Regions from separate parts of the Homo sapiens genome. Here all the other regions are linked to region 1. A link is a contact called in ENCODE Hi-C or POLR2A ChIA-PET data. All regions are on one chromosome and are shown on one strand. Each heading gives the region's core, a stretch centred on a gene start or an enhancer-like site at or near the end of the contact. The rest is flanking DNA. Distances are from core to core; before and after follow the strand shown. Region 1 has its middle 41 kb from the start of REL-DT. Region 2 has its middle 50 kb from the start of B3GNT2. Region 3 has its middle 100 kb from the start of MIR5192.

Region 1 (4,114 bases), core at 1,313-3,812:
CCACCTCAGCCTCCCAAAGTTCTGGGATTACAAGAGTGAGCCACCGTGCCGTGCCCGGTCAGAAGAAAGGAACATTCTTATCTCTGAAGACATAGGAACACAAAGAAGAATTTGAACAAACGTATGTTGCTAAGCTCCCTGCAGTTTATTATCATTAGATCATATCCCCTTTGTCCTGTTATATTTCTCCATGACCGTCCACTCTTCATCAAAGCCAGCAATAATACACAAGTCTGTTTCTTTGGGTATTCATTTGCTTAAAAGGCCCCTGTGTCACATAAAACATACCAAATAAATTTGCATGTTTTTCTCTTGTTAATCTGTCTTTTGTTATAGAGCTTTCTCCACTGTAAACCTAGCGATGGGTGAGGAAAAGATATTTCTCCTTATGTTCTCACACAATATTTGAAGCTACTTATTTAAAAAATGCAGCCATAATAGATTGTTAAAACAAGAATGGAAAGCAAAGATCACTTTAAGCAAGAGAAGAGAGAGCTATATGAGAAAACCTAGACTAAGAATATTTCTTAGAATTGAGCTAAAATGCTGGGCGCCGTAGCTCATGTCTGTAATCCTAGCACTTTGGGAGGCCGAGGCAGGCAGATCACTTGAGGTCAGAAGTTCAAAACCAGCCTGGCCAACATGGTGAAACCCTGTCTCTACTAAAAATACAAAAATTAGCCAGGCATGGTGGCGGGCACCTGTAATCCCAGCTACTCGGGAAGCTGAGGCAGGAGAATCACTTGAACCCAGGAGGCGGAGGTTGCAGTGAGCCGAGACCACGCCACTACACTCCAACCTGGGCAATAGAGCGAGACTCCATCTCAAAAAATAAAAAAAGAATTGAGCTAAAATGAAAGTGTCCTGGCAATTTAGGTATCATGAGTTTCATAACTTCACCTTCTTTTCTAAAAAAGGACACACGTGCTTGCTCTAAACTCTAAGAAAGCTGACAGAATCTTTATCCAGGGATGGTGAATGGCAGTAAAATTCTTTTTCACAGATACAGAAATGTCTTTCATGTGTTGATTTCTTACACCTAAATTGTTGTCTTGTGACAGCATTTCTGTGGGGTGCCGAGAAGCTTTGATCTAAGAGTACCCCTTTCTGGTGCTCTAATTCTAATCTGACCGTGGGGGACAGTCGAGAGCAGTGCTTTTCAAGCTCTAATGTGCATCTGAATGACCTGGGGATTCTAAATCAGTCATCTGGGGTGGGGCCTGAGGTCATGCATTTCCAACAAGCTCGAGAGGCTGAAGGCTTAGAGCAGCAGTTCTTAAACCTGAGCATGCATCAGAAACACAGGGGGCCTTGTGAAAATGGGTGGCTGGGCACCACCTCCAGGGTTTTTGATATAGTAGTACTGAGGTAGGCCTCAAGAATTTGCATTTCTTGGCTGGGCATGGTGGCTCATACCTGTAGTCCCAGCACTTTGGGAGGCTGAGGCGGGTGGATGGCTTGAGGCCACGAGTTCCAGATCAGCCTGGCCAACATGGTGAAACCCCACCTCTACTAAAAATACAAAAATCAGCTGGGCATGGTGGCAGGTGCCTGTAATCCCAGCTACTCGGGAGGCTGAGGCAGGAGAATCACTTGAACCCAGGAGATGGAGGCTGCAGTGAGCCGAGATGGAGCTACTGCACTCCAGCCTGGGCAACAGAGTGAGACCCTGTCTCAAAAACAATAAATAAAATAAAGAATTTGCATTTCTTTTTACTCATTCATTTATGAGCAGGGAAGTGGTGGAGTGGGGGCAGTGGGGGGCGGTCTCACTATGTTCCCCAGGCTGGTCTTGAACTCCTGAGCTGAAGAATTCTCCCACCTTAGCCTCCTAAAGCACTGGGATTACAGGCACAAGCCGCCAGGCCTAGCGGAGTTTGCATTTCTTTTCTTTTCTTTTTTTTGAGACGGAGTCTTGCTCTGTCACCCAGGCTGGAGTGCAGTGGCGTGATCTCGGCTCACTGCAAGCTCCGCCTTCCGGGTTCACGCCATTCTCCTGCCTCAGCCTCCCGAGTAGCTGGGACTACAGGTGCCCACCACGCCCAGCTGATTTTTTGTATTTTTAGTAGAGACGGGGTTTCACTGTGTTAGCCAGGATGGTCTCAATCTCCTGACCTCGTGATCCGCCTGCCTCGGCCTCCCAAAGTGCTGGGATTACAGGCGTGAGCCACCGTGCCGGGCCCAGAGTTTACATTTCTAACAAGATCCCGTGTGATACACATTTTAAGAACTGCTGGCTTAGAACATCCCTCATGACTGTGAGTGGTCCCTCACTGGCTTCACATGAAAGTTGATGGTTACAAAATTCAAGATGAAACAACCATGATAGGCCTTCTAAGCAGGTATTTTGTGAGTTTAAATGAAAAGAGATCCACATGCCTTATTTAGATAATGAAGATAAGGATAGCTAACATTTATTAATCTTTTCTCTTTGTAACACACTAAGGGTATAACACACATTATCTCACTTGGCATCTGGCATGGGCAGCAGTGTTGGTGTTTGATGTTTGGCTGAGGAGCCAGACTTGTGTGCGTGCTGGGAGGGGGTGTTTTCGGTGCACTGTTGTGGTCTGCAGAGGTACCTGCATGCCAGGCCAAACTGTCCCTCAGGAAACACCTTTAGATCTAGACTAGCAGACGCTAGAGGCCCGAGTTCTGCTTCACAGAGTCTGCAGGAAATAAATGAAAGAAGTTGAGGGCAGGTGTTAACAATCATCTGTTTCAACCGCAAAAGTACCTGAATATAGAACAGAATTTGTCAAGCCTGGCGCACAGCAGGAGCACCTGGATGCCCGGGACCCATCCACAGAGGGTGTGATTAGATTGGCCTGGAGAGACACCTGGGCACAGGCATTTTTAAGAGCTCCCCAGCCAGGGTTGAGAAACACTGGTACAGGTTTGATTGCAGCAAGATGAATCGGGTTGGCTGAGGAAGGGAAGGGGCAGAGACCAAATTGAACAAAACAAAACATCTATTCCCAGACTGGATCTCTCTTAAGCATTTGCCAAATTGGTTTTGTGCTATCCTTTAGAACAGTGGTCTTCAAATTTAGTATGCATCAGAGTCACCTTGAGGTTTCCTTAAAGCAGATTGCTGGACCTACCCCCAGAGTTTCTAATTTAGCAGGTCTGGGGTGGGCTCAAGAATTTGCATTTCTAACAAGTTCCCAGGTGATGCTGATACTGCTGGTCCCAGAAGCCAGTTTCTTTGCTATTAAGACCTTCATTGCAACATACAGAAGGATGCCTATATTTCTTATTTTCTACTTATTCTCAACTCTTTTTTACTGAAGCAAAAAAATACAAACAAAAGTGAAAACAGGCCGGGCGCGGTGGCTCATGCCTGTAATCCCAGCACTTTGGGAGGTGGATCACCTGAGGTCAGGAGCTTGAGACCAGCCTGGCCAACATGGTGCAACTCCACCTCTACTAAAAATACAAAAAGTAGACGGACATGGTGGCATGTGCCTGTAATCCCAGCTACTCAGGAGGCTGAGGCAGGAGAATTGATTGAACCCAGGACGCAGAGGTTGCAGTGAGCCGAGATGGCACCACTGTACTCCAGCCTGGACGAGAGTGAGATTCCACCTCAAAAAAAAAAAAAAAAAAAAAAAAAAGTGAAAACATGTGAAATCATTCATAATCCGATGATAGCCACAGTAGATGGCTTTTTTTTCCCACATAATACATATGTATGTATACAGATTTTCTTTCAGAAATTATAATGGTCATATGAAGAATGTGTTTGCATCTAGAAAGACATTTGTGCATTATTTCAAGGTCCTTATATAATCTATATAATACACAAAATCTATATAATTTTTGCTATGAGTTTAGAATTATAACAAAGTTTATTTCTTTTGATAATATCTTCAATATTATGTAATAAAAATAACTTTAAAAATCTATATCTAGCTATTTTAACAAATGTTAAAGAGGCCACAGTCTTGTTAAAATGCTATTTAAGTTGAGGTCTAGTGGTATTATTTTGGTAAAACCCCTGATTTGTTAAAATTGTAGTAGGATCTTTTATCAAGCTACATAGCTTGACCCATAAATGTTTTTCATTTATGAAACCAGAATATCTCCACAGAGGAGATCCATAGAAAAAAGA
Region 2 (4,182 bases), core at 827-3,326, 1.3 Mb after region 1:
AATTTCAACAAATGGGAAAGGATAATGCAAAACCCTTCCTTGTCCCTGTACACATGGGGAAGAGTTGAACAAAATGCTAGGGGAATTTGGCTCTGAAGGTCCCTGAATAGCTTGAGAGCTCTCACTGGGGACCCATCCCTGGGAGAATCAACTTGCATCACCTTTGGGCAACCACCCCTGGAACCATAACAGAAGGGGCAAGACCAAGCAAGTCCCTATTGCCTTGAGTGAGTCCTGGAAGAAAGTGGTTACTGGGGTAACCACAGCCTGTGCCATTCTTTACAGCCCAAATGCCATCCCTAGTTTTGCACCTAGAAGTTTAGCCATTAATTGTGTTCATAGATTTAGGGGTCCATGTGCATGTTTGATACTTTAGGTATATTGTGTGATGCTGACATTTGGCATATGAATGATTCTGTCACCCGGGTAGTGAACATAGTACCCAGTAGTTAGTCTTTCAACCCCAGTAGTCCCTAGTAGCTATTATTGCCGTCTTTATGTCTATAAGAATCCACAGTTTAGCTCCCACTTGTAACATGTGGTATTTGGTTTTCTGTTCTTGCATTAATTTGCTTAGGATAATGGCCTCCAGCTGCATCCATGTCGCTGCAAAGGATACGATTTTATTCTCTTTTATGGCTGTGTGATTTTTTCCCCCCCAGCTATTCTGGGAGCTACTCTCTTTAGGGTACCTTCGCATATGTAGTACGTTTTTCTCCTGTTAATCTGTGTATTGTCAGTTGATTCACAGGCCACCGACCAATTGGACCTAAATTGGTAGAGAAGTTTTTTCTCCCAACAGTTTATATAAATTTAGTTTATTAATTTTAACTGCTGCATAGTGTTCCATTTAGAATAGGCTGGAGGTTTTTGTTTTTGAGTTTCCTATTATAAACCAAAAACAAAATTCTAATCTCCCCAACCAACTGAATGTACCCCCTCAGCCAAGGGGATCCCAAAAAAAACCTGAAAAAGTTCAGGCCATGACAGGAAGAGGGGTGGTTAGAAGTTCAGGCCATGACAGGAAGAGAGGGGGAAGGTCTCATTATATACCCTTCTCTTTTTGGAGTTTAGACCCAACTGACCAGCATTAACATTAAAACAGAGATTTTAAGACCGACAAAACAGACTCTTTGTAGCAATAAGATCAAATTCCAACCTGACTCTGATGTAACATCTCATGACAGACAGCAGGCCCGGAAGGAGATCAGAATATTTTACCCCAAAATATATTTCTTCGACATACTTTGAATGGCCCTGCAAAGCTGTCCCTTGTGGGGGAAATTTGCATTTTTTTAGAGAATCTCCTTCCTCTACTAGGTTTTTCCACAGAGTTTGACACCTTTTAGGTCAGATAAGAGACTGTCACATCTATTATCTCTGAAGCTTGTTCTTTGGAGGTTTCACCTACATGACAAAAACCTTGGCTTCCAAAACATTCCCCCCTTACCATAACTCAAGCTGACTTCAACTCTTCACTCAGAGCTTAACTCTTTGAACCAACTGCCAGTCAGGAAATCTCTCAATCCACCTGTGACCTAGAAACAGCCCCCAACTCCCACTTTGAGATGTCCCCCTATTCCAGGCCAAAACCAATGTATACCTTCCATGTATTGATTTATGTCTTTGCCCATAACTTCTGTCTCCCTAAAACCAAGCCGCAATCCCACCATCTTGGGCACATGTTCTCAGGACCTCCTGAGGCTGCAGCATGGGCCACGGTCCTTAACCTTGGCAAAGTAAACGTCTTAATCAATTGAGACCTGTCTCAGATGCTTTTTGGTTTACACTATCAATGAGTGGGTTTTTAGGTTGTCTTCAATTTTCCATTGCAAATAATGCTGCTGTGAACATCCTTGAACATGCATCCCTGTTTACATGTACAAATATATCTTAGAAAACAGGAATACTGTATCATGGGTTATGTGCTTTTTCTTTCTTTCTTTCTTTTTTTTATTGTAGACACTGTCAAATAGACTTTAGAGTACTAATAAATGTTTAACAACCAGTCTTCCAAAAAGAGGAAGTGGGGCTGATTTGTAGCATTTGCCAATTTCCATGGTGTGAATTCTTCCACCATGGCCGATTTCAAACTACTAATGAGACATGAATGCACAATCAGCTCTGTTAGCTGGTATGAAGTGGCTCCAGCATAGTTCTCAGAATCTCTCAAACTCAGAATGCATATAAATATTGGCAAATAGCCCTCTAAAGTAGCCCAACCAATGTATACTTTCACAAGCAGTGTATGAGAATATCTACAGTCATGCTCCGCGTAACGATGTTTCAGTCAATGACAGATGACATGTGTGACAATGGTCCCATAAGATTATAATGGAGCTGAAAAATTCCCATCACTAGTGTCATAGCACATTATTTATGTGTTTGTGGTGATGCTGGTATAAATAAACTACTGCACTGCCAGTCATATAAAAATATAACACAATTATGTGCAATACATAATACTTGATAATAAGTGTGTTACTGGTTTATGTACTTACTATACTGTGCTTTTTATCTTTTAAGTATACTCTCTACTTATTAAAAAAAAAAAAAAGTCCTTTCCACGCTACCTGCAGAGGGGTCCATACGGCGTTGTTCTGGATTCCCATCGTAACTTAAAGGGAAACTTTCACAATGTCCGGAGCCCTTGATGTCCTGCAAATGAAGGAGGAGGATGTCCTTAAGTTCCTTGCAGCAGGAACTCACTTAGGTGGCACCAATCTTGACTTCCAGATGGAACAGTACATCTATAAAAGGAAAAGTGATGGCATCTATATCATAAATCTGAAGAGGACCTGGGAGAAGCTTCTGCTGGCAGCTCGTGCTATTGTTGCCATTGAAAACCCTGCTGATGTCAGTGTTATATCCTCCAGGAATACTGGCCAGAGGGCCGTGCTAAAGTTTGCTGCTGCCACTGGAGCCACTCCAATTGCTGGCCGCTTCACTCCTGGAACCTTCGCTAACCAGATCCAGGCAGCCTTCCGGGAGCCACGGCTTCTTGTGGTTACTGACCCCAGGGCTGACCACCAGCCTCTCATGGAGGCATCTTATGTTAACCTACCTACCATTGCGCTGTGTAACACAGATTCTCCTCTGCACTATGTGGACATTGCCATCCCATGCAACAACAAGGGAGCTCACTCAGTGGGTTTGATGTGGTGGATGCTGGCTCGGGAAGTTCTGCGCATGCGTGGCACCATTTCCTGTGAACACCCATGGGAGGTCATGCCTGATCTGTACTTCTACAGAGATCCTGAAGAGATTGAAAGAGAAGAGCAGGCTGCTGCTGAAAAGGCAGTGACCAAGGAGGAATTTCAGGGTGAATGGACTGCTCCAGCTCCTGAGTTCACTGTTACTCAGCCTGAGGTTGCAGACTGGTCTGAAGGTGTACAGGTGCCCTCTGTGCCTATTCCCTACTGAAGACGGGAGCGCTCAGCCTGCCACGGAAGACTGGTCTGCAGCTCCCACTGCTCAGGCCACTGAATGGGTAGGAGCAACCACTGACTGGTCTTAAGCTGTTCTTGCATAGGCTCTTAAGCAACATGGAAAAATGGTTGATGGAAAATAAACATCAGTTTCTAAAAAAAAAAAAAGTTAACTGTAAAACAACCTCAGGCAGGTCCTTCAGGAGGGATTCCAGAAGAAGGCAGTGTTATCATAGGAGATGACAGCTCTATGCGCGTATTGCCCCTGGAGACCGTCCAGTGGGACAAGATGTAGAGGTGGAAGACAGTGATATTGATGATCCCGACCCTGTGTACACCTAGGCTAATGTGTATTTGTGTCCTGGTTTTTGACAAGAAAAAATTAAAAAGTAAATAAATTTTTAAAAATTTTAATAGGAAAAAAGCTTACAGAATGAGACTATAAAGAAAATATTTTTATACAGCTGTACAGTGTGTTTGTGTTTTCAGATAAGTGTTATTAAAAGAGAGCCAAAAAGTTAATTACAGTGAACTAAGGTTAAATTTATTGAAGAAAAATTTTTTAATTTAGTGTAGCATAAGTGTATAGTGTAAAGTCTACAGTAGGGTACAGTAATGTCCTAGGCCTTCACATTCACTGACATCTCACACACTGACTCACCTAGAGAAACTTCCAGTCTTGCAAGCTCCATTCAGATAAATACCCTAGACAGGTATACCATTTTTTATCTTTTACACCGTATTTTTACTGTAT
Region 3 (4,068 bases), core at 1,274-3,773, 1.5 Mb after region 1:
GGTGAGGAGAGGGTCAGGTCTTCCAACCTCTGGTAACCCCATCTCCCAGGAACAAATGTTGGACAACAAAGCACTCATGTCACCCAGGAGCCAAAGGGCAACCTCAACCAAGATTTTAAAAAATGGACACCTTAGAACATGTGTCTAATTTGTTTGGGGGCGGTTCTACCCATAAACACAATTAATGTTTCCTAACAGGACCCATAATGACTTTGCTCAGAATCACCCCACGTGGGCTTCCTCCAGAACAGCGGAGGCTTCTTGCCTCACAACAGGCGGCCTGCGAATGCTGCCCAACATGGTTAAAATGTGAGCACGCTGGCGGCTGACTCACAGGAAATGGTTCCCAAGGCTATGCCTGAGATAAGGCTGGCTTCTGGAGGCCTCTTTGCAGAGGAACCAATCCCACCCCAACTCCCTGATTGGATAATAAGACTCAGAAGCTCCAGTTCTCCCCTTCCTATGTGGCTTTGCAGGTTCTGTGTCTGACTGGACTGCCACTTTTCTCACGTACCTGTGGTCTGTGCTACAGAACATCCTAGCCACACAAGAAAGGTGGGAGCAGTGGGTGGCTTGAGGCCAACTGAGGTTTCAATCCAGTTCCTCTCCCCTGCCACCTGCCTTACCTGGTGCTACCTCTGCAAACACCACCTGCTGGGACAGTGTGGGTGGGAGGGGCTGGTGAGGAGGATTATTTCCTGTTACTGCCTTGGGGAAGCTGCTGAGGGCATTGCTCACGCCTTTGATCTGGGCATAGAAGGAAGCCACCTGCCCTAGCCAAGGTTTTAGTGCAATGACCAGATGAGAGGCTTCAGGTTACCTCGGGGCCCTGAGTCTGGAATCCAGAGTCACAGAGAATGAGGGAAAGTTGTGGAATCATTGGTGGAGACAGGATTGGAAACCTCTTGCAGCCAGAAAAATCACCATCACAGAGGGAGACTAGAAACCATCTCTGGGCCTGAACCTATCTTTGCTCCCGCCTTTCTTGTGCGGTCAGGTGGTTCTGGGACAGTAACCTCAGGCAGGTGAGAAAAGTGGCAGTGCAGTCAGACAATTCACAGAGGCCAGACGGGACAGGGAGAACTGGAGCTTCTGAGTCTTATTATCCAACCAGCCAGGCAGTGGGGGTGGGCTTCGCTCTTCTCTGCAGAGAGGCCTCCAGAAGCAACCTTATCTCAGGCACAGCTTATGAAGCTCTTTCCTGTGAGCCAGCCACCAGTGTGCTCAAATCTTAACAAACAGCATGACCTTTACTTAATAAAGGCCTGGGGGAAAGCCAGGGCAAGCGTTCCCACTTTAAAGTGCTTCATAAACGACGTGGCACCTGCAGTCACAAGGATGACATGATTAGCCTGCTGTCACCTGAGTCATTTTTTCCAGATGTGGTGAGGGGCAAGGCAGCCAGCTGGTGTCATGGAAAAAGCTCTGGATTCGAGTCTCGGTCAGATGTTGGCTACCCACTCAAACTGCTGCCGTGGCAGCCCTGCCTCCTTGCACGGCCGTTTCACATCTCTGATGTGGGAGATGAAGAGGGGTATGATCCATGCCTGGTATTTTGCAAACAGAATGCATGCATTCATAGATATGAGAGCACTGAAAAAACCCAAGCTCTTGATTCGGCAGCCAGACTGTGTAGGGGGATGTTCACTAGACTTGGTGTTTAAAGACTCAGGTAGGATCCAAGCTAATTCTATTTTTTTTTTTTTTTTTTTTTTTTTGAGACAGAGTCTCCCTCTGTCACCCAGGCTGGAGTGCAGTGGTGCGATTTCGGCTCACCGCAACCTCCACCTCCCGGGTTCAAGCAATTCTCCTTCCTCAGCCTCCCAAGTAGCTGGGATTACAGGCATAAGCCCCCAGCCTGGCTAGTTTTTTGTCTGTTTGGTTGGTTGTTTTTGTTTTTGTTTTTGTATTTTCAGTAGAGATGGCATTTCACCATGTTGTCCAGGCTGGTCTCGGACTCCTGACCTCAAGTGATCCGCCCACTTCAGCCTCCCAAAGTGCTGGGATTATAGGTGTGAGCCACCATGCCCAGATGGATCCAAACTAATTCTTAGTCATGTAAATCTAAGCAAGTGACTTAGTGTCTCCGGATCTCAGTTTTCTCCACTGTGGAATGGAATGGTTATAATCACCCTGCACCCGGCTCTCCTGAGAGGTAGATGAAATCAGATGGGGATGCATGGGAAGTGCTGTGGGGGCGGCGTACTCCGATGTTATTTGATGCTGTCTAAGGTTAAGCCTTCTTATTTGGGCTACTAGGGCAGAGCCCATCTGGGCCTCCCAAGTCCATTCTCTTTCAAGAGAAGAGAGCAGCTGCCAGTTGCCCTGGTAACCCAGACCAGCAGCAGGCTTCCTGCAGGGACTTTCCTGCCCTGGCACAGTTGTCAGTTTCCCTTCTCAACCTTAGCTGAGGCCGAAAGTGTGGTGGAGACACAGGTTTCTCAAGCAGGGCCCTCAGCAGAGCACACCGTGCCCACTGGCATTATTGCCACAACTTCTCCTTGCTTTGTGGAAGAGAATCTGGTTACACATCTTACTGGTTTTTCTGCTTTCTTTCTGTGACTCATCATGTTTGTGAATATTTCAGGTAAACACTTGGAGGGGGCAGCCTTCTTGGCTCAGTTTTCTGCTCTCTGTGTTCTCTGTGCCAGGCTGGTGACCCTCCTCTCTGTGTCCAGCCCCCTGTCCCCTGGAAATAGGTAAGGCATCTGAGATTGCTGGCTGCCTCGTCTGTCTTCAGCCAGGACCTGAGGGGTTTGTCTCTGTAGCAGTGGAGTTCATTCACTGCTATCCTTTGTGAAGAGTGGAAGCTGCCCATTTCTCCCCTGCCCTTCCTGACAGGAAACTAGCACTGGCTGAAATTTCTCCAGGGCTGACCTGCCTCTCGGTGTCCTGGTCCCATGTTCAATATAAAAGTCCTATGAATCGCCACAGTCTTCAGGAGTAACACTTCCTATTCCCAGAAAGTCAGGACCAGCCTGGGAGGACTTCGCACCTTCCTGGGATTTGCTCTTTTGACCATCCCCTATCTGTTTTCCTGTAATTATCTGCTGTGAAACTTACAAAACTAAAATGCCATGAGTGCTTATCTACGGGGCAACCAAAAAAGAGAAGGCCTTGAACCTGAGTCCCTCTGTACATGTGGGTTTCTATGAGGGGTGGGTAGGCACTGCCTGATGAGGGGGCAAGAAAGCCTAGAGCTGACAGGGCACCAGGGAGGGGCCGAGGAGCCTGCCTAGCAAGGAGACCTGTGGGCGAGTCCCTGATCTGTGCCAGCCAGGAAGTTGTAGAAGGCAGGGAGCAGTTGCCATGCTTATGTGATTCTTGTAGGAGTGGTCCCTGAGATTAGTTGGAAAGGCCCTTTATCAAGGATCGGAGCGCTATCCAAACTCTTGGTTCACAGGAATAATAAGTGTAAAAGCATGTAACATCCCTCGTAGCTGTCCTTTATCGACGTTTCCTCTGTGCCCTGCCTTATCTCATGCTCATGTTAAACCTGGGAGGTGGTAGTTTTATCATCACCATTTTACAGAAAAGGAAAACCAAAGAGCAACCACGTGGGCTAGGAATGTCGCATCCGAGTGGCTTTTACAGAAGCGTGCTAGATGCCAGGTGCCCTGCAAGGTGCTTTCCCAAGTACCATCTGGAATCCTCAGAAGAGGTCTGTGGGGTAGGCTCTATTATCCCTGCTTTATAGGTGAGGCCCATAAGGTCTGCAGAAGGTGATGTGCCCAGGGTGTGAGTGCAAGTCTGTCTGTCAACCCCGCTGCAGCTTTCTGCAGCACAGAAAGCTGGTCCAGCTCTTCAACTGGTTAGAAGGCTGGTTAGAAATCAGCCACAGGTCCCTGTCACATCCCAGACCATCACAGACCTCCGTGCTGCTGGAGGATGGCAACCTGCTCTTGACTGGCTCTCCCACCCTCTAATCCCTAAGCAGGCCTGAGAGAGAGGAAGGAAAAGGGAACACCTGGCCCAACAAGGGGCTTGGACCCGGGTCACCTGTACCTACCATGTTTACTTGCACAGTCTCCTCACCTTCTGTACTTATTCTGAGGGTGCATGAGCTTG

What was found. Hi-C counts contacts between places; a loop is a spot of excess contacts on that map. ChIA-PET counts read pairs that join two places held with the same protein, here RNA polymerase II (POLR2A). Pooled maps may share reads with other maps.
Region 2: a pooled map shows a loop between it and region 1 (7-fold over the local background). The contact joins two enhancer-like sites. A Hi-C loop is called at or near these places in 1 of 37 single-sample maps with no recorded cell type and 3 of 50 pooled maps. POLR2A ChIA-PET finds 5 or more read pairs at or near these places in 1 of 52 experiments (CD4-positive, alpha-beta T cell).
Region 3: a loop to region 1 is called in a map with no recorded cell type, with 5 times the contacts of the local background. The contact joins two enhancer-like sites. A Hi-C loop is called at or near these places in 2 of 37 single-sample maps with no recorded cell type and 3 of 50 pooled maps.

What each region holds. Positions count from the first base shown.
Region 1 is chr2:60,838,394-60,842,507 of GRCh38, forward strand. No RefSeq gene overlaps it. Among named protein-coding and RNA genes, the nearest start is that of REL-DT, 41 kb to the right of the region's middle. RefSeq lists an enhancer at 2,676-3,095. Within about 2 kb of position 2,563, at least 5 of the 41 ENCODE cell types and tissues checked have a DNase peak (open chromatin) inside an H3K27ac peak, as active enhancers do.
Region 2 is chr2:62,143,740-62,147,921 of GRCh38, forward strand. It overlaps the pseudogene RPSAP26. Among named protein-coding and RNA genes, the nearest start is that of B3GNT2, 50 kb to the right of the region's middle. Within about 2 kb of position 2,077, at least 3 of the 41 ENCODE cell types and tissues checked have a DNase peak (open chromatin) inside an H3K27ac peak, as active enhancers do.
Region 3 is chr2:62,304,573-62,308,640 of GRCh38, forward strand. No RefSeq gene overlaps it. Among named protein-coding and RNA genes, the nearest start is that of MIR5192, 100 kb to the left of the region's middle. RefSeq lists enhancers at 712-1,239, 1,240-1,765, 1,331-1,400, 1,441-1,510, 2,231-2,520. Within about 2 kb of position 2,524, at least 18 of the 41 ENCODE cell types and tissues checked have a DNase peak (open chromatin) inside an H3K27ac peak, as active enhancers do.